3 separate regions of the Homo sapiens genome follow, and all the other regions are linked to region 1. A link is an interaction called in ENCODE POLR2A ChIA-PET data of the cell type or tissue named here. Cell type or tissue: PC-9. All regions are shown on one strand.

Region 1 (8,000 bases):
TGTAAATAGTGCTGCAGTAAACATAAGTGTGCATGTGTTTATAGTAGCATGATTTATAATCCTTTGGGTATACACTCAGTAATGGGATTGCTGGGTCAAATGGTATTTCTGGTTCTAGATCCTTGAGGCATTGCCACACTGTCTTCCACAATAGTTGAACTAATTTGCACTCCCAACAGCGTAAAAGTGTTCCTATTTCTCCACAGCCTCGCCAGCATCTGTTGTTTCCTGACTTTTTTTTTTTTTTTTTTTTTGAGATGGAGTTTTGCTCTTGTTGCCCAGGCTGGGGTGCAATGACGCCATCTCGGCTCACCACAACCTCCGCCTCCTGGGTTCAAGCAATTCTCCTGCCTCAGCCTCCTGAGTAGCTGGGATTACAGGCATGTGCCACCACGCCTGGCTAATTTTGTATTTTTAGTAGAGACGGGGTTTCTCCATGTTGGTTAGGCTGGTCTTGAACTCCTGACCTCAAGTGATCCACCTGCCTCGGCCTCCCAAAGTGCTGGGATTACTGGCGTGAGCCACCGTGCCCAGCTGTTTCCTGACTTTTTAATAATCGCTATTCTAACTGCCTTGATATGGTATCTCATTGTGGTTTTGATTTGCATTTCTTTAATGACCCGTGATGATGAGCTTTTTTTCATATGTTTGTTGGCTGCATGAATGTCTTCTTTTGAGAAGTGTCTGTTCATATCCTTCACCCACTCTTTTATGGAGTTGTTTTTTTTTCTTATAAGTTTGTTTAAGTTCCTTGTAGATTCTGGATATTAGACCTTTGTCAGGTGGTTAGATTGCAAAATTTTTCTCCCATTCTGTAGATTGCCTGTTCACTCTGATGATCGTTTCCTTTGCTGTGCAGAAGCTCTTTAATTAGATCCCATTTGTCAAATTTGGCTTTTGTTACGATTGCTTTTGGTGTTTTAGTCATGAAATCTTTGCACATGCCTATGTCCTACCTTCCAGATTTCTTTTATCATTTACTCCCAGGTATTCAGCAAGTACTTTCTTTCTTTCTTTCTTTCTTTTTTTTTGGCTCAGTCACCAAGTGGCAACTTCTCAGCTCACTGCAACCTCCGCCTCCTGGGTTCAAGTGATTCTCTGGCCTCAACCTCCTGAGTAGCTGGGATTATAGGCATGTGCCACTATGCCTGGCCAAGTTTTGTATTTTTGGTAAAGATGGGATTTCACCATATTGGCCAGGCTGGTCTTGAACTCCTGACCTCAAATGATCCTTGCCTCAGCCTTGCAAAGTGCAGGGATTACAGGTGTGAGCCACGACATCAGCAAGTACTTTTTTTTATTTTTATTATTGTATTTTATTATTATACTTCTAGGGTACATGTGCACAATGTGCAGGTTTGTTACATGGGTATACATGTGCCATATGTTGGTTTGCTGAACCCATCAACTTGTCATTTACATTAGGTGTTTCTCCTAATGCTATACCTCCCCCAGTCCCCCACTCTCCGACAGGCCCCGGTCTATGACGTTCCCCGCTTTGTGTCCAAGTGTTCTCATTGTTCATTTCCCACCTATGAGTGAGAACATGCAGTGTTTGGTTTTCTCTCCTAGTGATAGTTTACTGAGAGTGATGGTTTCCAGCTTCATCCATGTCCCTGCAAAGGACATGGACTCATTCTTTTTATGGTTGCATAGTATTCCATGGTGTATATGTGCCACATTTTCTTAATCCAGTCTATCATTGATGGACATTTGGGTTGGTTCCAAGTCTTTGCTATTGTGAATAGTGCCACAGTAAAGATACGTGTGCATGTGCCTTTATAGTAGCATGATTTATAATCCTTTGGGTATATACCCAGTAATGGGATTGCTGGGTCAAATGGCATTTCTAGTTCTAGATCCTTGAGGAATTGCTACACTGTCTTCCACAATGGTTGAACTAATTTACACTCCCACCAACAGTGTAAAAGTGTTCCTATTTCTCCACATCCTCTCCAGCATCTGTTGTTTCCTGACTTTTTTTTTTTTTTTGAGACGGAGTCTCGCTCTGTCTCCCAGGCTGGAGTGCAGTTGTGCAATCTCAGCTCACTGCAAGCTCTGCCTCCTGGGTTCAAGCAATTCTCCTGCCTCAGCCTCCCGAGTAGCTGGGACTACAGTCACCCGCCACCACGCCCAGCTAATTTTTTTTGTATTTTTTTAGTAGAGACGGGGTTTCACCGTGTTAGCCAGGATGGTCTCGGTCTCCTGACCTCGTGATCCGCCCGCCTCGGCCTCCCAAAGTGCTGGGATTACAGGCGTGAGCCACCGTGCCTGGCATTTCCTGACTTTTTAATGATCACCATTCTAACTGGCGTGAGATGGTATGTCATTGTGGTTTTGTCTCTGTGACAGTCTTGCTCTGTTGCCCAGGGATGGAAGGCAGTGGTGCAGTGGAGCTGCTCACTGCAGCCTCCGCCTTCTGGGCTCAAGCGATTCTCCCACCTTAGCTTCCCAAGTAGCTGCGACTACAGGCACATGACACCACACCTTGGCTTATTTTTGTTTTTGTAGATATGGGGTTTTGCTATTTTACCTGGGCTGGTCTCATACTCCTGGGCTCAAGTGATCTGCCTGACTTGACCTCCCAATATGTTGAGATTACAGGCGTGAGCCACTGTGCCCGGCCTGCAGCTTCTTTCTCCTAAATGTTGAGTAAAGAAAAACTTAGAGCCAGGCACAGTGGCTCACGCCTGTAATCTCAGCACTTTGGGAGGCTGAGGCGGGAAGATCACTTGAGCCTAGGAATTCGAGACCAGCCTGGACAACATGGTGAAACCCGTTGCTACAAAAAATACAAGAATTAGCCAGGCGTGGTGGTGTGTGCCTGTAGTCTCAGCTACTTGTAAGGCTAAGGTGGGAGGGTTGCTTGAGCCTGGGAGCCAAGACCGCACCACTGCATTCCATCCAGCCTGGATGACAGAGTAAGATTCTGTCTCAAAAAAAAAAAAGAAAAAAAGAAAAAAGAAAAACTTAGTTATATTTTGCTTACTCAGGGTTTTCTTGAACAGGTACTGTCTGCTTCTTATGATGTTGCATTAATAAAAAACTCCCTCGTAAAAGCAGGTGTTTTAAAGCAAATGGTGTTTTCCCACAGGAAAAATGTTATATTTGGGTGTTAACGTCCTGATCAAGGCCTTGGCATCAAATAAATCATGAATGGGACCAATAATGTGTCATAAAATCAACAATACAATAATTACAAACCTCCATAGTCATTTAAAATAATATACTCCAAGTCCAATAAAATTGGCATGAATGTTGTGTAAGAAAAATTCATGTGGTCATAGAAACACAGTTTCCTGAATCTATTATGTAATAAATATTAACACTATTTGTACTCGTAGAATTTGGAGAGGAAAGATCTGGATAGCCTAAGTCTCTAAAAATGTTGAAGGAAGTCTTTAGTGGATGCCTTTTTCCACTGTAGATTTCCTGGGAGTAAACCTGGAGGTGAATAAAACACCGGGGCCCAGTCACTGTCTGTCATTATTGGAGGTGGTGAGAATGTGGGCGTGTTTTTCCCTGAAAAGCAATTTTTTTTTCTCTTGAGGCAGAGTCTTGCTCTTCTGCCCAGGAGTGCAGTGGCGCAATCTCAGCTCACTGCAACATCCATGTCCTGGGTTCAAGCGATTCTCTTGCCTCAACCTCATGAGTAGCTGGGATTACAGGTGGGCACCACCACCCCTGGCTAATTTTATATTCTTAATAGAGATGGGATTTCACCATGTTGGCCAGGCTGGTCTCGAACTCCTGACCTCAGGTGATCCACCTGCCTCGGCCTCCCAAAGTGTTGAGATTACAGGCATGAGCCACCACGCCCGGCTTTTTTTTTTTTTTTTTTTTTTTAAGAGACAGGGTCTCACTCTGTCACTCAGGCTGGAGTGATCTTGGCTTACCGGAGCCTTGACCTCGCCAGGCTCACGTGGTTCTCCCACCTCAGCCTCCTCAGTAGCTAGGACTACAGGCATGCACCTCCACGCTTGGCTAATTTTTTTGTTTTTTTTGTAGAGAGAGAGTTTTGCCATGTTGCCAGGCTGGTCTCGAACTCCTGGGCCCAGCTGATCCGCCTGCATTGGCCTCCCACAGTGCTGGGATTACAGGCATGAGCCACTGCTCCTGGCCTGTGAAAAGCATTTTTAAGTGAAGGGACTGATGCACAGTTTCTCCTTGAGTTTCTTCAAAGCTCTGCCTGTCAGCTGAAATAAAGGTGAAAGAGTGAAGCCAGCAAACTCTGCTCTTAACTGAAAAACCAGGCATTAGTTGTTAGATCATTAGTCCTGCTTTCTAGGAGAGGATCTTCAGATGTTCTCTTTGGGGTGTCCAAATTAGCATAGGCTTGTAAGAGTGTAAACAAATGATATGGCCAAAAGAGTACCGGACATGGGATCAGAAGACCTGGTCCAGCCTAGCTGTACTCCTTACTGCTTGTGTGGCTCTGGATAGGACACTCCTGAGCGTCCACCTCACTTTCCTACATTGTGAGCACAAACACACCTACCTGGAAGAATTGTAAGGGCTGAGTAGGTTCATGTGTATCATTGTACCCAGCATAGGAAGCTTTTTATAAGTAGTTGAAATAATTGATTGGTGAAGTGAACATAGAGAATTCTGTCTCTTATCCTTCTTGTCCCTGGAGTAGAAAGCCTGCTTTTGGTAGATACCTAAGCAGAAATAGTTCTGGGGAAGTGGGGAGAAACAGGGTGGGGCAGTGCGTTTCTCACTTTGCAGATCTTCCTGGGAGGCCTGAGAGTGGATGGGGTTTGGAGTGTGTTGTTGGTTTCGTACCTGGAATCTGATGTGCATTTTGACTCAGAATGCATTGTCAGGAATCTTGATGACAACGGTATGTTGCTCAGTAACTGAAAGATTGTTTGAACCAAACTATTGTAGCAAAATTTTCTTGGCAGGTATGCCCTGTTGATACTGAGCCCAGTGTGCATTGATAGTTTTATAGTGACTACTACAAAGTAAACAGAAGTTCACAGTGACTCAGAGTAAACCGTGACTCAGAGTATACAGGTACTACACTCTGGACATCCTAAAGCAATTAACAAATAAATGTGCTGGTAGGAAAATTGTTGTCTATTGTATTACCTTAGTCTCTCTCTCTTTTTTTTTTTTTTTTTCCTAGCTCAGGAATTGTTCTTGTCCCTGGAATTTTTTTTTTTTTTTTTTTTTTGAGACGGAATGTCACTCTGTCACCCAGGCTGGAGTGCAGTGGTGTGATCTCTGCTCACTACAACCTCTGCCTCTCGGGAGTTCAAGTGATTCTCCTACCTCAGGCCCCTGAGTAGCTGGGATTACAGGCGTATGCCACCATGACCAGCTAATTTTTGTATTTTCAGTGGAGACAGGGTTTCACCATGTTTGCCAGGCTGGTCTCAAACTCCTGACCTCAAGTGATCCGCCCTCCTCGTCCTCCCAAAGTACTGGGATTACAGGCGTGAGCCACCATGCCCCGCCTATCCCTGGAGCTCTTATTTCAAGAATACACTAGATTCTATAGCCAGAAATGGTTAAGTTCTAATATGCAAACTGGATCTAAGGAAAAGAAAAAATGATTAAAAGACATAGTAATCCTTTAAATAAGTTTTTTCATGGAACCCACAGAATCCATAGACCTTAGGGATTATCTATTCCACTCTCCCCTGCCTGTGGAAATTCATACTCGGACATCAAAAAGTATGTCCTGTGTTAATGTTGGATATTACTAGAAAGTTATCCTCCTCAGTGCTGTGTTTTTTCCTCTACATCATACAATCTCTAAAAATTTTTTCATATAGTTTGTTGTGTTGAAGTAAAGCTAAGTTTAAGAACAAAACAGTATTTTTCATTTTCTTTTTTCTTTTCTTTTTTTTGAGACAGAGTCTCTCTCTGTTGCCCAGCCTGGAGTGTAGTGGTGTGGTCTCATCTCACTGCACCCTCCACCTGCTGGGTTCATGCAGTTCTCCTGTCTCAGCCTCCCTAGTAGTTGGGACTACAGGCTGGGACTGCGCCACCACACCCAGCTAATTTTTGTATTTTTAGTAGATACAGGGTTTCACCATATTGGTCAGGCTGGTCTCGAACTCCTGACCTCAGGTGATCCACATGCTTTGGCCTCCCAAATTGCTGGGATTACAGACTGACCCACTGCTTCTGGCTTCATTTTCTTAAAGAATTCACCAACCCAGATGATTTTGTCTCCTCTTTGTCTCTTTCAAGACACATTTGAAAATAGCACTGATACATTGTGAGATCCAGCAATTTCACTGCCAGGTGTGTGCCCAAAAGAATTGAAAGCAGGGACTAGAACAGATATTTGTACACCCATGTTAAAGCAGTATTGTTTGCATTGGTCAACATGTGGAAGTGGCCCGAGTGTCCATTGCCAGGTGCCTGGAGAAACAAATGTGGTATGGACATACAGTGGAATATTTTCAGCCTTAAGGGAGAAGGGAATTTTGACACATGTTACCACATGGATGAGCCATGAAGACATTTTGCTAATGAAATAAGTCACAAGAGGATAAGCACTATATGATCCCACTTATAGAAGATAACTGGAGGCTGGGCGTGGTGGCTCATGCCTGTAATCCCAGCACTTTGGGAGGCCGAGGTGGGTGGATCACGAGGTCAGGAGATCGAGACCATCCTGGCTAACATGGTGAAACCTCGTCTCTACTAAAAATACAAAAAAGTAGCCGGGCGAGGTGGTGGGCGCCTGTAGTTCCAGCAAGTCAGGAGGCTGAGGCAAGAGAATGGCATGAACCCGGGAGGTGGAGCTTGCAGTGAGCAGAGAGAGCGCCACTGCACTCCAGCCTGGGCGACAGAGTGAGACTCCGCCTCAAAAAAAAAAGAAAAGAAAAGATAACTGGAGTAGTCTAATTCATAGAAACAGAAAGTAAAATGGTAGTTGCCAGGGGCTAGAGAAGGGGGAGGATGGGGAGTTTCTGTTTTATGGGAACAGAGTTTCAGTTTGGCAAGATGAAAGAAGTTCTGGAGATGGATGGTGGTGATGGTTACACAATGGCATGAATGTACTTACCACCACTGAGCTGTTTACCTGAAAATTGTTAAAATAGTAAATTTTATGGGTTTTTTTTTTATCACAATGAAAAAAAAAGATGTGACCTCCAAATAAAGCCAATGTTTTGAAAGGCTTAAAAAGAAGCACTGTTGGGAAGGGAACTCTGGATGTGCATGGACACTTGAATGAGATGGTAAAGTCTAGGGTAAGGAATACTGGCCTGAGTCCTATCTCATCTGGTTCTGTCATTAACCAGCTCTGTGATCCCCCATTGGGCTGTTAGTTTTCTCATCAGTAATGCGAGGATGTAAGTTAGTTGATACTCAACCTTCCTGTCTGTTCTAGAATTCTGTGAGTCTATGATTAAGTCCTTAGCAAAGAAATATTTAGGAACAACTGCCTGTGTGAGGATAAGGAGCCAGACACACCTGTGATATGAGGGCAGCCCGGGTCTCTAGGATCTGCTCTGGGCCAGGTGTGGTGGCTCACACCTGTAATCCTAGCACTTTGGGAGGCCAAGCTGGGAGGATTGCTTGAGCTCAGGAGTTTGAGACCAGCCTTGGCAATGTAGTGAGACTCTACCTCTCCCAAAATATACATATAAAAAAAATTAGCCAGGTGTGGTGGCATGCACCTGTAGTCTCAGCTGCTTGAGAGGCTGAGGCGGGAGGATTGCTTGAGCCCAGGAGGTTGAGACTGCAGTGAGTTTGTTTGTACCACTGCACTCTAGCCTGGGCGACAGAGCAAGACTCCGTCTCAAAAAAAAAAAAAAAAAAAGGAATCTGCTTTGACCATTCCTTATCTGGGGCATGTTTGCAAACACAATCAGTATCTTCAATCTACTGTCCATCCTACCTTACTGCTCCCCAGGCAGGGCCAAAACTCCATAGAGCTGTTAGATTCCAAGACTGGGAATCTTGGAATTCCAGGGTTCCAAACCTGCTTTGACACCAGGCCCAGAGACAGGGCTGTTTCTCTCAGTGCTTTAGAC
Region 2 (8,000 bases), 50 kb before region 1:
CAACCTCCGCCTCCCGGGTTCAAGCGATTCTCCTGCCTCAGCCTCCCAAGTAGCTGGGATTACACGCGCCCGCCACCAAGCCCAGCTAATCTTTGTATTTTTAGTAGAGACGGGGTTGCACTGTGTTGGCCAGGCTGGTCTCGAACTCCTAACCTCGTGATCCGCCCACCTAGGCCTCCCAAAGTGCTGGGATTACAAGTGTGAGGCCACTACGCCTGGCCATGCCCAGCTAATTTTAAATTTTTTTGTAGAGATGGGGTTTCACTATGTTGCCCAGGCTGGTTTTGCCCAGGCTCCAGCGATCATCCTGCCTTGGCCTCCTGAAGTGCTGGGATAATAGGCATAAGCCACCGCACCCAGCCTGTATTTATTTTATGTATATATTTAAAATTTAAGTAACATTTCAGCAGCTGTTAGAGAGCAGACTTAATAGTGAAGCAGACTTGGGTTTGAATCCTCCCTCCAGCACTTTGCTGGCTACGAGAACTTGGGGCAATTACCTCACCTCTCTGAATCAGGGCTTCTCATGGTTCCCCATTAATCATCCACAATTCTATTACTCACATATAAGCTCTATAAATATTTTGGCATGTTTATTTTTCTAAGCATATATTAATTTCCCCCATAAACTTTGAATGATACAATTTATTAAAAATTCTGACATCATGAGCTATGATCGTGCCACTGCACTCCAGCCTGAGCAACAGAGTGAGACCCTGTCTTAAAAAAAAAAAAAATCTTACTTCCACATAGCGTTTCCCCAAATAGTAAAAATTTCTTGAAAGAACAGTTCTTTTCTACTCCCCTCCTCAGTTCTTATTAGAATCCAGGACCTGGGCCGGGAGCAGGGAGGTCAAGAGATTGAGACCATCCTGGCCAACATGGTGAAACCCCCTCTCTATTAAAAAAAAAATACAAAAATTAGCTGGGTATGGTGGACGCCTGTAGTCCCAGCTACTCAGGGGGCTGAGGCAGAAGCATCGCTTGAACCCGGGAAGTGGAGGTTGCAGTGAGCTGAGATCGCGCCACTGCACTCCAGCCTGGCGACAGAGCAAGACTCTATCTGAAAAAAAAAGAATCCAGCCACCTGGTGTATGGGTAGGGGGTGAGGTGGTAATCTCAGGCTGGGTTCATGTCAGAATCACATGGAAACCTTAGTAAAAAATGTAAAATTTGGCTGGGCGCGGTGGCTCATGCCTATAATCCCAGCACTTCGGAAGGCCGCGAGGTGGGTGGATCACGAGGTCAGGAGATCGAGACCATCCTGGCTAACACAGTGAAACCCTGTCTCTACTAAAAATACAAAAAAATTAGCCGGGCGTGGTGGCGGGTGCCTGTAGTCCCAGCTACTCCAGAGGCTGAGGCAGGAGAATGGCGTGAACCCGGGAGGCTGAGCTTGCAGTGAGCTGAGATCGCACCACTGCACTCCAGCCTGGGTGACAGAGCAAGACTCCGTCTCAAAAAAAAAAAAAAACGTTAAATTTGAAGGCCCCGAGACTTGCAAAGACAGAACCTCTGGGGCTGGACCTTTGGAATAAGCCCCTTCACTCTCTGTGCCCACTTCAGGATGGACTGATTTTCACAGTCAGTGGAGAGCGTTAAAGAGACCTAAGCCACTCCTGCTTTCCATCATGGAAGTCATGTACACTCAGAGAGGTTGTCCAAACACTTTTAACTGACTACAAGGTTCAAGGAAAAGTGTAGTTTTTAATTGCTGCATAATTTTTATCATATGGATGTAACCGTTTATTTTCCTTTTGCTGGACACTTTGGCTGTTTCCAATTTGTCACTATCACAAATAAATAATGTTACAATAAACATATTGTACGTAAATCTTGAACCACGTTTTTTATTATTTCCAGTGGAAAAATTCCGAGAACTGTGATCACTGGGCTGAAGGGTATAAACACTTTTACGGCTCCCCACCAAATTGCTTGACAGAAAGGTTATACTGATGTATTCTTCCACTGGCATAATCTTTAGGTGTTTTTTTTTTTTTTTTTGAGATGGAGTCTCGCTCTGTCACCCAGGCTGGCGTGCAGTGGTGCAATCTTGGCTCACTGCAAATACACCTCCCAGGTTCAAGTGAGTCTCCTGGCACAGCCTCCCGAGTAGCTGGAATTATGGCGCCCACCACCACACGTGGCTAATTTTTTGTATTTTTTGGTAGAGACGGGGTTTCACCATGTTGGCCAGGCTGGCTTCAAACTCCTGACCTCAAGTGATCCTCCCGCCTCGGCCTCCGAAAGTGCTGGGATTACAGGCATGAGCCACCACATCCGGCCCTAGGTGGTGTTGTTAATGCTTTTATTTGGAACTCCAAAGTGATTATTTTCACTTAGGGTGAGAAAAGTGAAACTCTCATAGAATTGAATGGGGAATATGTAAAGATAAATTTATTTTAAAAATTGAAGTTGCAAGAAGCAATACAACTTTTCAATATGAAAGATGATCTAACTCATTAAATATGCTAAAAATTGATGTCATATCCAATAATGCTTACAGAAAGTAAACTACAAATGGTTCCTAAAGGAGCCCTTCAGGTAACCATGAGAGTTCCAAGTAAAGAAAAATCTGAATGACGAATGAAAAAGAGGAGTAGGAAACAAGCCAGAATCTGTCAATTCACTTCTAACAAGAGGAAAAAAACCAGAATCTCTATTGATTTACTTCTAATAAAAAGAGGAGGCTGGGCGCAGTGGCTCACGCCTGTAATCCCAGTGCTTTGGGAGGCTGAGGCAGGTGGATGATGAGGTCAGGAGATCAAGGTGGTGAAACCCCATCTCTACTAAAAATTAGCCGGGTATGATGGCAGGTGCCTGTAATCCCAGCTACTCAGGAGGCTGAGGCAGGAGAATGACTTGAACCCAGGAGGCAGAGATTGCCTTGAACCGAGATTGCGCCACTGCACTCCAACCTGGTGACAGAGCGAGACTACCACCCTGCAAACCCCCCAAAAAAGAGGAAAAGTGGCCAGACATGGTGGCTCATGCTGTAATCCCAATACTTTGGCCAGGAGTTCGAGACCAGCCTGGCCAACATAGTGAAACCTTGTCTCTACTAAAAATACAAAAATTAGCTGGGTGTGGTGGCAGGTGCCTGTATTCCCAGCTACTTGGGAGGCTGAGGCATGAGAATCACTTGAACCTGGGAAGCAGAGGTTGCAGTGAACAGAGATTGCACCACTGCACTCCAGCCTGAGCAACAGAGCGAGATCCTGTCTCAAAAAAGAAGAAACAAAAATGACAAAATGTGCTAAAACTAGAAAATTATTTAAGAACAATACAAAGGGGTTTCAGAAACCCATTGAGGGGCAAAACAACATGAAAGGAAAATGCTTTATGTTCAAACCAAAATAGTGGAGCTAGAGGTGATCCTAGCAGACTCTGAAGTCACCCCTTAAATTGTCACTAATGTGAAAAGGACAAAAACCCGGAAAAGGAAGCTAGCAGAGGGGCTCAGAGGGCAGGCAGCCTGCAGACGCTCCATCACTGGGGCAATCCAAATGGCAGCCGGGCTCCCCGGGACCCTTCATGTCTGATTGGAAATCCTACCAAACCCTCTGCTGATTCAGGAGAGCCTGCGTTGCGGAGGGCCTCTCTGAGCCCTGGCTCCAGCTTTTCTGAGGCTGTGTTCGTTTTGCAGTGTGTCCATACGGTTCCTTACTCCTCTTTCAATAAACCCCCATTGAAACAGCACGTTAGTGTATTCAAGTTCACTAAGATGTAGGGGTCACGGGGAAGGGTCACATTGCCCATTACACCACAAACCACGTAAAATTGCATTTTAGGCTTTCTTGTTCTCAAGAGTCCTTTTGATCGTTCCGTCCTGGAGGTTTCTCACTGATCTTTATTTCATGCAGGGCCCTTAGCCCAACAATTTTCTAGCCCTCCCTTCCCCTCTCCTCACTCCTTCACCCTATAGGGAACACCTTCCCCCACCTCTGACCCCCAAGAAAAATTAATTTCCTGCTTCTACAAGTGCAGCCTTTCGGCCTTTTTTTGGTTCCTGAGCCTTAGCCAGTTCTTATGCCCTCGGGGTTTATCATGGTATTTCCTGAAACAAAGACAGCTACTTTCCCAAGAATTCTGGTAATAGATCTTACCACTAAAAGACACCCCCAAAAGATGATCAGATCCAGCACTTTGCCTGCAGCAAGTGATTTCCGCACAGAGATTAAACAAATTACCCCAAGGCCATAGGGTAAAGAAGTGAGAGGCCGGGCGCCATGGCTCACGCCTGTAATCCCAACACTTTGGGAGGCTGAGGTGGGTGGATCACGAGGTCAGGAGATCGTAGACCATCCTGGCTAACACAGTGAAACCCCGTCTCTACTAAAAATACAAAAAATTAGCTGAGCGTGGTGGTGGGCGCCTGTAGTCCCAGCTACTCGGGAGGCTGAGGCAGGAGAATGGCGTGAACCCGGGAGGCGGAGCCAGCCTGGGTGACAGAGCAAGACTCCACCACAAAAAAAAAAAAAAAAAAAGAAGCAGTGAGGACCAGAATCCAGGTTTTCTATTTCTAAAGCTGTGCCACTCTTTTGTTTCTGATATGAGTTAATAACTTACCTCAGACAGCCTGCTTTAGTCTGTTATCAAAAGCAGAATCTTTGTCACCATTCTTTATTCCTTTTGTTTTTGGCAATAGCTTTTAGGAGTAACTGAGTTAGACTATCAAAATTCCTTACTGCTGGATTTTTTTTTATTATTATACTTTAAGTTTTAGGGTACATGTGCACAATGTGCAGGTTAGTTACATATGTATACATGTGTCATGCTGGTGTGCTGCACCCATTAACTCGTCATTTAGCATTAGGTACTGCTGGATTTTTTAAAGATCAGAGAAGTGCTGACTTGAATAGCATCATAGACCTTGTAGATTACCCATCCATACGTCTCCTCCTTCTCTCAGAAAAGACATATATAATAAAAAGCGTAAACAGTTGGGAATAATGCTAATTTTAAAATGGAATCATTTCCCACTAACTTCCATTATTAATTTGATGATGGCTTATCACAGAAAAAAGGCTTCACCGTAAGATAAATACTATTTAAGAAATCAACAAGATTTTTTCCCCTTTATTTAAATAGGCAATTTTAAATAAACACACATTCAGCTGTTACAAGAAGTGTGGGGGTGTGTGTGTGTGTCTGAGACAGTTTTGCTCTTGTTGCCCAGGCTGGAGTGCAGTGGCGCACTTTTGGCTCACTGCAACCTCCGTCTCCCGGGTTCAAGTGATTCTCCTATCTCAGCCTCCCAAGTAGCTGGGACTACAGGCATTCACTGCCACACCCGGCTAATTTTTGTATTTTTAGTAGAGACAGGGTTTCACCATGTTGGCCAGGCTGGTCTCGAACTACTGATCTCAGGTGATCTGCCCGCCTCAGCCTTAGTGCTAGGATTACAGGCGTGAGCCACCATGCCCAGCCTACATTTAGTCTTTTAGTCTAGCTTGAGCTCAGGACGGTCTCTCTTGGAGTGCGCTACAGAAGTAGCAAATGGTTTCTTTCCTTGACCTCGTGAGGGCTCCAAATAGCTCTTGTTCTTTTTGAAATAGCACCAACACTCCCCTTACCCTCCCCCCACCACACACTGCTTGTAACAGCTGAATGTGTGTTATTTAAAATTGCCTATTTGAATAATGGAAAACTTCTGACAAAAACAACAATTTTACTTTTGGTGTGGTACTTATTTGGTTGTTCTTTTGGCAAGAATTAGCTAATCAGATCAGCTGCTTCTGAGATCACTTCTGGTGTGAGTGCTAAAGATGTCTTTCATATAAAGGAATGAGATTTTTATAAATTTTTATCTAGGAGAGCATATATCTAATTTGTCTAAAAATGAAACAAATTACAGATAAATTTTAAAAAACCACACCAGATGTACCTGGGATAGATACATGGATAACTCCTATTAAAACTAACATTTAGTCTCTCCATTCTAATAATGCCAACTATTAGAAAGTCTCAAAATCCAATAACTAGATGTAATATTGGTCTTAAAAAACTACTGAGGCAGTGCCATATTGCTAAATATGTTGACAGTGACAGCAATTTCATAAAACACATACCTTCCCTGAGGATTGTTCAGTTGAATAATACGGCAATCTTCTCAGCCATGCCCCCTCCTTCCTCCTTTCAGAAATGTGAGAATCTCCAAGATAATTTCTCTGAATGGCTTTGAACAAAAGGTCTCACAATTTTTATTGTATCTTAGACCAGGCAATTCTTTATTGTGTGATCTCTATTAACATTTCCAGAAAATGCCAACACTAGACTTACAGAAATTTTGCTTGGGTTTATTTTAAAATCATGTGTGAGGTCCCACTCTTCATTTAGGCAAAATTACAAATTTACAACTGGTTTTGAGACAACAGGTCAATTTCTTCTTTGACACTTTCTTCTATCTCCACCCCTTCCTTTTAAATTCGGTAGAAAAAAAGTTAAAATTAAATTTATGTTAACTTAGCAAATTTCACTGAGTACCTTCCTTGGGCCTGTTAGAGATGTTTCAAAAGTGTCTACAACAAATTCTAAGAGGTCAGTGAAGAGGAGCTGAATACAACTAAACAACCACAACCACCCACATTTCTATAAGGAACCTGCGGCTTTTTGTTGTTGTTGTTGTTGTTGAGACAGAGTCTCACTCTTGTCATCCAGGCTGGAGTGCAATGGTGTGATCTCAGCTCACGGCAACCTCCGTCTCCTGAGTTCAAGAGATTCTCCTGCCTCAGCCTCCCATGTAGCTGAGATTACAGGTGGCCACCACCATACCCCGCTAATTTTTGTATTTTTAGTAGAGTTGGGGTTTCACCATGTTGGCCAGGCTGGTCTCGAATTCTTGACCTCAGGTGATCGTCCCCCATTGGCCTCTCAAAGTGCTGGGATTACAGGTGTGAGCCACTGAGCCCGACTAACCTGCTGCTTTTGTGTAGTTTAAGTTCTTGACCTTTCCAGGTCTAATTCCTATCTTGCCCCAGCTCTAACTCTCAAATAGTCCCATTTTGCTCTGCTAGGGCCAGATCACGGTAAGAATTATGCATAGTTCTTGGCATCACAAACTTGCATATGCAAAGGTGGGTAATCAGAGGAGTGAAGAGTGGATCCTGGTTCGTGGGAGGAAAGTTGAGGGAATGTGGGTGGGGGAGACACTGTAAGAACTGAGAGGCCATGTGAATCAGTGACATTGAAGGAGACACTGGTCTGCTTAGCTCTGCGTGAACAGCACCTCACCCTACTTCCCTGAGCCTCCAAGTCCTCATTCATAAAATCAGTGGGTGGGTTTGAAGATCTTGAAGATGTCTTTTAGCTGTAACTGGTTTTGAGTCTATAATTAGTGGGGAAATGATTTCAGATCAATTCAAGGAAAAGCTTTCTTCCAATCAACGAATCTTCCGATGACAGTCAGCTTCAGGAGGGAGCTCTCCATTGGTACTTGCAGAGTTGGGGTGCCCATCTGTCATGAGGCCTGTGCCAGGATCTCCTGCATCCACTGGGCCAGATGGACCAGATGACTGCGAAAGTCCTTTCCAACTTTGTCTAGAAACTTTCAAGTAATTGCCAAGAGAGCAACTCCCATTGTAGCAATGCTGAAGTGCTCTGAGTCAAGAACCTCAGCAGGAGGAGGGAAAGCCCCAGTCTGCAGTAGGGCAGTGATATCCCCACCTGCCACCTACTGAGTGACAAGTATTGTGCCAGGTACTTGACATAAAACATCTCTCTTTTTAGAGACAGCGTCTTGCTTTTTTGCTTAGGCTGGTCTTGAACTCCTGGCTTCAAGCAATCCTGCCTTGGCCTCCCAAAGTGCTAAGATTATAGGCATGAGCCACTGTGCCCCATCTGGCATTTCTAACTCTTATAGCAATTTAATGAGGTAGGTATTATTCTCCTTTTACAAAAGAGAATCAAGGCTCAGAGAGGCTAAGTAACTTTACTAAAGTCACACAGCTAGTAAGTGAAAGAGAACTTAATGTTAGGACTGCTGGCTTCATTACAGCACT
Region 3 (8,000 bases), 63 kb before region 1:
ATGCACCACCATGCCTGGCTAGTTTTTGTATTTTAGTACAGACAGGGTTTCACCATGTTGGCCAGGCTGGTCTCGAACTCCTGACCTTGTTATCTGCCCGCCTCAGCCTCCCAAAGTGCTGGAATTACAGGTGTGAGCCATTGCGCCCGGCTGCACATGGCTAATTTTTAAATATTTTATACAGATGGGGTCTCACTTTGTTGTCTATGCTGGTGCACATAACGTCTGTATTTATTTATTTATTTATTTATTTATTTTTGAGGCAAAGTCTCGCTCTGTTGCCCACACTGGAGTGCAGTGGCACAATCTTGGCTCACCACAACCTCCGACTCCCGGGTTCAAGCGATTCTTCTGCCTCAGCTTCCCGAGTAGCTGGGATTACAAGCACGCACCACTATGCCCAGCTAATTTTTTGTATTTTTAGTAGAGACAGGATTTCACCGTGTTGACCAGGCTGGTCTTGAACTACTGACCTCAGGTGATCCACCCGCCTCGGCCTCCCAAAATACTGAGATTATAGGCATGAGCCACTGCACCTGGCCTATTTATTTTTTGGGATGGAGTCTCTCTCTGTTGCTTAGGCTGGAGTGCAGTGATCTCAGCTCACTGCAACCTCTACTTCCCAGGTTCAAGTGATTCTCTTGCCTCAGCCACCTGAGTAGCTGGGACTATAGGGGTGTGCTACCATGTCTTGCTAATTTTTGTATTTTTAGTAGAGATGGGGTTTCACCATGTTGGCCAAGCTGTTCTCGAACTCCTGACCTCAAGTGATCCACCTGCCTCGGCCTCCCAAACTTCTGGGACTACAAGTGTGAGCCACCACACCTGGCCAGGTCTTTATGTCTATAACTTATTCTTTTTGTCTTTAATTTTCTTTATTTTATTTTATTTTTTTGAGACGGAGTCTCACTCTGTCTCCCAGCCTGGAGGGCCATCGTGCAATCTTGGCTCACTGCAACCTCCACTTCCTGGGTTCAAGCAATTCTCCTGCCTCAGCCTCCCGAGTAGCTGGGATTACAGGCACCCATCACCACGCCCAGCTAATTTTTGTATTTTTAGTAGAGATGGGGGTTTTACCACGTTGGCCAGGCTAGCCTCGAACTCCAGACATCAAGTGATCTGCCTGCCTTGGCCTCCCAAAGTGCTAGGATTACAAGTGTGAGCCACCGCGCCTGGCCAATTTTCTTTATTTTAAATGAGCAGTACTTGAATATTATATCAATTAAAAAGATGTTCCTGCCACCATGAAACCCACTGTTACACATTTTCTTGTATGTCTTTCAAGCAGACTGTGCCCATATATCACACAAATGGCAGCATAGTTTCCACACTGTTCTATGCTTTTCCATTCAATGATATACCTTGGCATTCTTTTCTTTTTTTATTAAGGCTCTTTTCCCCTAGTTTTATTGAGGTATAATTTATAAATAAAAATTGTACATATTTAAGGTATATAATATGTGTTTTATAAAAATATGAAACCGCATTTTATTTAAAATATTACTAGATTTCTTAAAGATGTAAATAATTGAAGTAAACTTAGTTTATATTACTTGTATAAATTTGTTCACATTTTATCCTCAATCTTGAAAAGATTTTAGCTAGGTAAGCATTTTCAAATCGACAGATACTTTAACTCAGAACTTTGCGTTAGATTCTTATTTTTTATTTTAAATTAAGAAGGTACACGTGCTGGTTTGCTACAAGGGTATATTGCATCATGCTAAGGTTTGGGCTTCTATTGCCCCTGTTACCCAGATGGTGAACATGGTGCCCAATAGTACCCAAAAGCAAGTTTTTCAGCCATTATCTCCCTTCTTCCCTCCCTGCTTTTGGAGTCCCCAGTACCTATTGTTTCCATCTTTATGTCTGTGTGTACTTAAGGTTTAGCTCCCACTTATAAGCGAGAAAATGTGATATTTGGTTTTCTCTTTGTTAATTTGCTTAGGATAATGGCCTCCACCTGCATCCATGTTGCTGCAAAGGACATGATTTCATTCTATTTTATGGCTGCATAGTATTCCATGGTGTGTATGTACCACATTTAAAAAAAAATCCAATCCACTGGGCCCAGGCATGTTGACTCAAGCCTGTAATCCCAGCACTTTGGGAGGCCGAGGCAGGTGGATCACCTGAGGTTAGGAGTTCGAGACCAGCCTGGCCAACATGGTGAAACCCCATCCTTACTAAAAATACAAAAATTAGCAGGGCACGGTGGCATGTGTCTGTAATCCCAGCTACTTAGGAGGCTGAGGCAGAAGAATCGCTTGAACCCAGGAGGCAGAGGTTGCAGTGAGCCGAGATCGCGCCACTGCACTCCAGACTGGGCTACAAGAGCAAAACTCCATCTCAAAAAAAAAAAAAATAAATAAAAATAAATCCAATCCACTGTTGATGGGCACCTAGGTTGATTCCATGTCTCTGCTATAGTGAACATGCTGCAATAAACATACAAGTGCATGTGTTTTTTCATAGGACGATTTATTTACTTATTTGTTGAGATGGAGTTTTGCTCTTTTTGCCCAGGCTGGAGTGCAATGGTGTGATCTCGGCTCACTGCAACCTCTGTCTCCTGGGTTCAAGGGATTCTCCTGCCTCAGCCTCCCAAGTAGCTGGGACTGCAGGTGCCCACCACCGAGCCCGGCTAATTTTATATTTTTAGTAGAGACAGGGTTTCACCATGTTGGCCAGGCTGGTCTCAAATTCCTGACCTCAGGTGATCTGCCCACCTTGGCCTCCCAAAGTGCTGGGATTACAGGCATGAGCCACCACGCCCAGCCTGGACGATTTATTTTCCTTTGTGTATATACCCAGTAATGGAATTGCTGGGTTAAATGGTAGTTCTGTTTTAGTTCTTTGAAAATCTCCAAACTGTTTTCCGCAGTGGCTGAATTAATTTACATTCCCAACAACAATGTATAAGCATTCCCTTTTCTCTGCAGCCTCACCAACATCTGTTGTTTTCTGACTTTTTAATAATAGCCCTTCTGACTGGTGTGAGATGGTATCTTGTTGTGATTTTGATTTGTGTTTCTCTGATTATTAGTGATTTTAAACATTTTTATTTTTTGTTTTTATTTTTGAGAGAGAGAGTCTCGCTCTGCTGCCCATGCTGGAGTGCAGTGGCATGATCTTGGCTCACTGCAACCTCTGCCTCTTGGGTTCAAGTGGTTCCCCTGCCTCAGCCTCCCGAGTAGCTGAGATTACAGGTACCTGCCACCTCATCCGGTTAATTTTTGTATTTTAGTAGAGATGGGATTTCACCATATTGGTCAGGCTGGTCTCAAACTCCTAACCTCAAATGATCCTCCAGCCTTGGCCTCCCAAAGCTCTGAGATTACAGGTGTGAGCCACCATGCCTGGCCTGAACATTTTTAAATATGTTTGTTGTCCACTTGTATGTCTTCTTTTTGTTGTAGTTGTTGTTGCTCAGGTGATTCTCTCATCTCAGCCTACCTAGTAGCTGGGACTACAGGGGTGTGCCACAACCACTAGCTAATTATTTGTATTTTTACAGGGTTTTGCCACGTTGCCCAGGCTGGTCTCCAACTCCTGAGCTCAAGCAATCCTCCTGCCATGGTCTCTCAGAGTGCCAAAATTACCAGTGTGGGCCACCATGCCCGGGCTGTATGCCTCCTTTTGAGTGTCTGTTCATGTCCTTTGCCCACTTTTTAATTTATTTTTTATTTTTTGAGACAAAGTCTCGATCTGTCACCCAAGCTGGAGGGCAGTGGCATGATCTCGGCTCACTGCAACCTCCACCTCCTGGGTTCAAATGATTCTCCTGTCTCAGCCTCCAAAGTAGCTGAGATTACAGGCGCCCATCATCATACCTGGCTATTTTTTGTATTTTTAGTAGGGATGGGGTTTCACCATGTTGGTCAGGCTGGTCTTGAACTCCTGACCTCAAGTGATCTGCCCACCTCGACCTCCCAAAGTGCTGGGATTACAGGCATGAGCCACCACACCTGGCCATTTGCCCACTTTTTAATGAGTTTTTTTTTTTTTTTTTGCTTGTTAAGTTCCTTATAGATTCTGCATATCAGACTTTTGTTGAATGCATAGTTAGCAAATATTCCCTCCCATTTTGTAGGTTGTCTGTTTTACTCTGTTGATGGGTTTTTTGCTGTGCAGAATCTCATTAGTTTAATTAGATCCCACTTGTCAATTTTTATTTTTATTGCAATTGCTTTTGAGGACTTAGCCTTAAATTATTTGCTTAGGCCAATGTCCAAAAGGGTATTTTCTAGGTTTTCTTCTAGGATTTTTATAGTTTGAGGTCTCACATTTAAATCTTTAACCCATCTTGAATTAATTTTTGTATATGGTAAGAGGAAAAAGTCCAATTTTACTCTTCTGCATATGCTCAGCCAGTTTTCTCAGCACTATTTATTGAATAAGGAGTCCTTTCTCCATTGCTTATTTTTGTTGACTTTGTCCAAGATTAGTTGGTTGTAGGTGTGTATTTTTTGTTTTGTTTTTTTGTTTTTTTTTTTGTTTTTTTTAATGGAGTTTTGCTCCGTCACTCAGGCTGGAGTACAGTGGCATGATCTCGGCTCACTGCAACCTCCACCTCCTAGGTTAAAATGATTCTCCTGCCTTAGCCTCTTGAGTAGCTGGGATTACAGGCATCCACCACCACCATGCCTGGCTAATTTTTGAATTTTTAGTAGAGATGGGGTTTTAGCATGTTGGCCAGGATGGTCTTGAACTCCTGACCTCAGGTGATACACCCACCTTGGCCTCCCAAAGTGCTGGGATTACAGGCGTGAGCCACCTTGCCCGGCCCCCTTAGCCACTTTTATGACAGGTTTTCCTCACTTCCTTCAGCTTCTCTCACTACTATATTTTGTGGCAACTTTCAACATTCCAGTATAGGGATTCTTCCCGAGGTGGACTAATCAATATCTTCCTTCTCTACTCATTCACTTAGTCACTTTTTAGCCACTTGACAAATGTTTACTGAGTATTTACTATGTGCTGAGCTCTATGCCAAGCCACAGCATAGAATGCTCAGCAAAATAGGCCATATCCCTGCCTTCCTAAAGCTCAGTCTAGGGAAACAGAGGCACTGAACCAGAAATTTCAGAGTGGTCAGATGAGTGAAGTAAAGGAGGATGTTTGGGGTGCAATACACCACACAGGAGGAAGAAGCTGGCCCAGGAAGGCGTCCTGAAGAAAGTGTCACCTAAGTTAAGACCTGGAGAATGAGGAAGGAATTAGACAGGTGAAAGGACTCTGGAAAGTTTCTCTGGCAGGAGATGACAGGAGATAGTGGAGAGAAGAAGAGAAAGCTTAATATGAAGAAAGCTTAGTGGACTAGAGAGATGAGGCTGGCAAAGTTGGCCAAGTCAGGCCATGGAGGCCTCATGGATTTTTGTCCTGGAGCCAAAGGAAAACCACTGCTTTCTGTTAATTACTTCAGTTTGGTGTTTTTTTCCATCCTTTTCTATCTTTTGGATTATTTGAATATTTTATATATTGACTTTTTCACTATATTTCCTGCATCATTTAGTGCTTGTTCTAGGGATCACAGTATGCGTGTTTAAATTTTCACAGCCTAATTTAGAATTTATATTGTATCATTTTATTTTATTATTATTATTTTGAGACAGAGTCTTGCTCTGTTACCCAGGCTGGAGTGCAGTGGCGTGATCTCAGCTCACTGCAATCTGCCTCCCAGATGGAGTGGTTCTCCTGCCTCCACCTCTTGAGTAGCTGGGACTACAGGAGCACACCATCACACCCGGCTGATTTTTGTATTTTTAGTAGAGATGGGGTTTCACCATGTTGGCCAGGCTGGTCTCAAATTCCTGACCTCAGGTGATCTGCCCACCTCGGCCTCCCAAAGTGCCGGGATTACAGTCGTGAGCTACCGCACCTGGCCATATATTGTATCATGTTATATAAAAGGTAGAGTTGAGCATGGTGGGACACACCTGTAATCCCAGCTCATCAAGAGGCTGAGCAGGAGGATGGCTTGAGGCCAGGAGTTCAAGGCTGAAGTGAGATAAGATCGCATTACTGCATTCCAGCCTGGGCAACAGAGCAAGGTCCTGTCTAAATAAATAAATAAATGGCAGAACCTTGAAACCTCATTAGTCTGCCCACCCCCACCATTCCTTTATGCAACACTTGTCATATATATTACTTCCATATACATTAGAAATCCTACAAGGACCTCTTACAATTTTTACTTTAAACAGTCCTTTTTAAATAAATTAAGAGGAAAAAGTATTTTATATTTACCCACATATTTGCCATTTTTTATGTTCTCCATTTCTTCCTGAAAATTATCTTCATTTTAGCATCAATTGCCTTCAGCCTGCAGAATTTCCTTTAGTATTTTTTTTAAGAGAGACTCAGGCTGGGTGTTGTGGCTCATGCCTGTAATCCCAGCACTTTGGGAGGCTGAGGTGGGTGGGTCACTTGAGGCCAGGAGTTCAAGACCAGCCTGGCTAACATGGTGAAACCCCGTCTCTACTAAAAAATACAAAAAATTATCCAGGTGTGGTGGTGGGTGCCATAATTCCAGCTACCCAGGAGGCTGAGCCAGGAGACTCACTTGAACCTGGGAGGTGGAGGTTGCAGCTAGCTGAGATTGCACCACTGAACTCCAGCCTGGACCACAGAATGATACCCTGTTTCAAAAAAAAAAAAAAGACAGATTCTCACTCTGCCACCCAGGCTGGACTGCAGTGGCATGATCATGGCTCACTGCAGCCTCAACTTCCTGGGCTGGAGTGATTCTCCCACCTCAGCTTCCTAAGTAACTGGGACTACATGAGGAGCATGCCACCACACCTGACTAATTTTTTGTATTTTTTTGTAGAGATGAGGTTTCACCATTTTGCCCAGGCTGGTCTCGAACTCCTGGGTTCAAGCAATCCACCTGCCTCAGCCTCCCAAAGTGTTGAGATTACTGGGATGGGCCCCTTTAGTGTTTCTTTTTCTTTTTGAGACAGAGTCTCGCTGTGTCACCCAGGCTAGAGTGCAGTGGTGCGATCGCAGCTCACTGCAACCTCCACCTCCCGGGTTCAAGTGAACTTGTCCCAGGTCCTGAGTAGCTGGGATTACAGACATGAGCCACCACACCCAGGCAATTTTTGTATTTTGAGTACAGACAGGGTTTCACCATGTTGGTCAGGCTGGTCTCGAACTTCTGATTTCGTGATCTGCCTGCCTCGGCCTCTCAAAGTGTAGTGTTTCTTATAGTATAGTCTTGTTAATAAACAAATTACCTTAGCTTTTTTTTTTTTTAATCTGAAAAGGTAATTCTTTCACTTTTATTGTTGAAATATATTTTTTGCTGAATATGTAATTCTGGGTTGATGATTTATTTTTCAGAATTTAAAACATATTGTTTTACTGTCTCCATAAAATTTCTACTAAAAGTAATTAGTCACTTAAATCATTGTTCCCCTGTATGTAATGTTTTCATGATTTTCCCTTTATCTTTTTTCAGAATTTTGACTGTGCTGCTTCTAAGCATAATTTTCTTTAGAGTTTCTGGCTTGGATTTCACTGACTTTCTTTAATCTGTAAATTTATAATTTTCACTAAATAAAAAAAAATTGGCTGTTTTCTAAAATTTTCTCTTTGCTTCATTCTGTCTTTCCTTTGATAATAGATATATTGGACATTTTATATTGTCCCACAAGTCTCTGGGGCTCTGTTTATTTTTTCAATATTTTTCATTTGTTATTCAGATTGGATTTTTTCAAGCTTCCTGGGTTGTTCCTCTGTCATCTATATTCTCCTGTTAAAATCATCCAGTGAGATTTTAATTTCAGAAATTGTATATTTCAGTTCTAAAATTTCTATTTGGTTATTTGATATGGTCCCTATTTACCCCCTAAGGTTCCCTATCTTTTCATTTATTGTGAGCATATTTTCCTTTACTTCTTTGAACATAGTTATAATAGCTGTTAAATCCCTATCTACTAATTTTAAGTTTTGAGTGTTCTCACCATTGGTCTCTGTTGATGTCATATTTTCCT

Evidence for each region. ChIA-PET counts read pairs that join two places held together with the same protein. Peaks named below come from ENCODE experiments on the same cell type or tissue, not always from the same donor. Only the 100,000 strongest peaks of a DNase experiment are listed, where the experiment ranks them.
Region 2: POLR2A ChIA-PET joins it to region 1 with 14 read pairs; 5 of 35 experiments call an interaction of 5 or more read pairs at or near these places.
Region 3: POLR2A ChIA-PET joins it to region 1 with 19 read pairs; 6 of 35 experiments call an interaction of 5 or more read pairs at or near these places.

Annotation. Positions count from the first base shown.
Region 1 is chr3:185,793,744-185,801,743 of GRCh38, reverse strand. All of the region lies in intron 2 of IGF2BP2 (insulin like growth factor 2 mRNA binding protein 2), which reads left to right. Among named protein-coding and RNA genes, the nearest start is that of IGF2BP2, 27 kb to the left of the region's middle. RefSeq lists enhancers at 1,774-2,273, 2,274-2,775, 3,163-6,447. In PC-9, no CTCF peak of the experiment used is centred here; DNase peaks (open chromatin) are centred at 3,213, 4,933 and 6,913; H3K4me3 peaks cover 488 bases; H3K27ac peaks cover 4,285 bases.
Region 2 is chr3:185,843,757-185,851,756 of GRCh38, reverse strand. No RefSeq gene overlaps it. Among named protein-coding and RNA genes, the nearest start is that of IGF2BP2, 23 kb to the right of the region's middle. In PC-9, no CTCF peak of the experiment used is centred here; no DNase peak of the experiment used is centred here.
Region 3 is chr3:185,856,725-185,864,724 of GRCh38, reverse strand. No RefSeq gene overlaps it. Among named protein-coding and RNA genes, the nearest start is that of IGF2BP2, 36 kb to the right of the region's middle. In PC-9, no CTCF peak of the experiment used is centred here; a DNase peak (open chromatin) is centred at 6,014.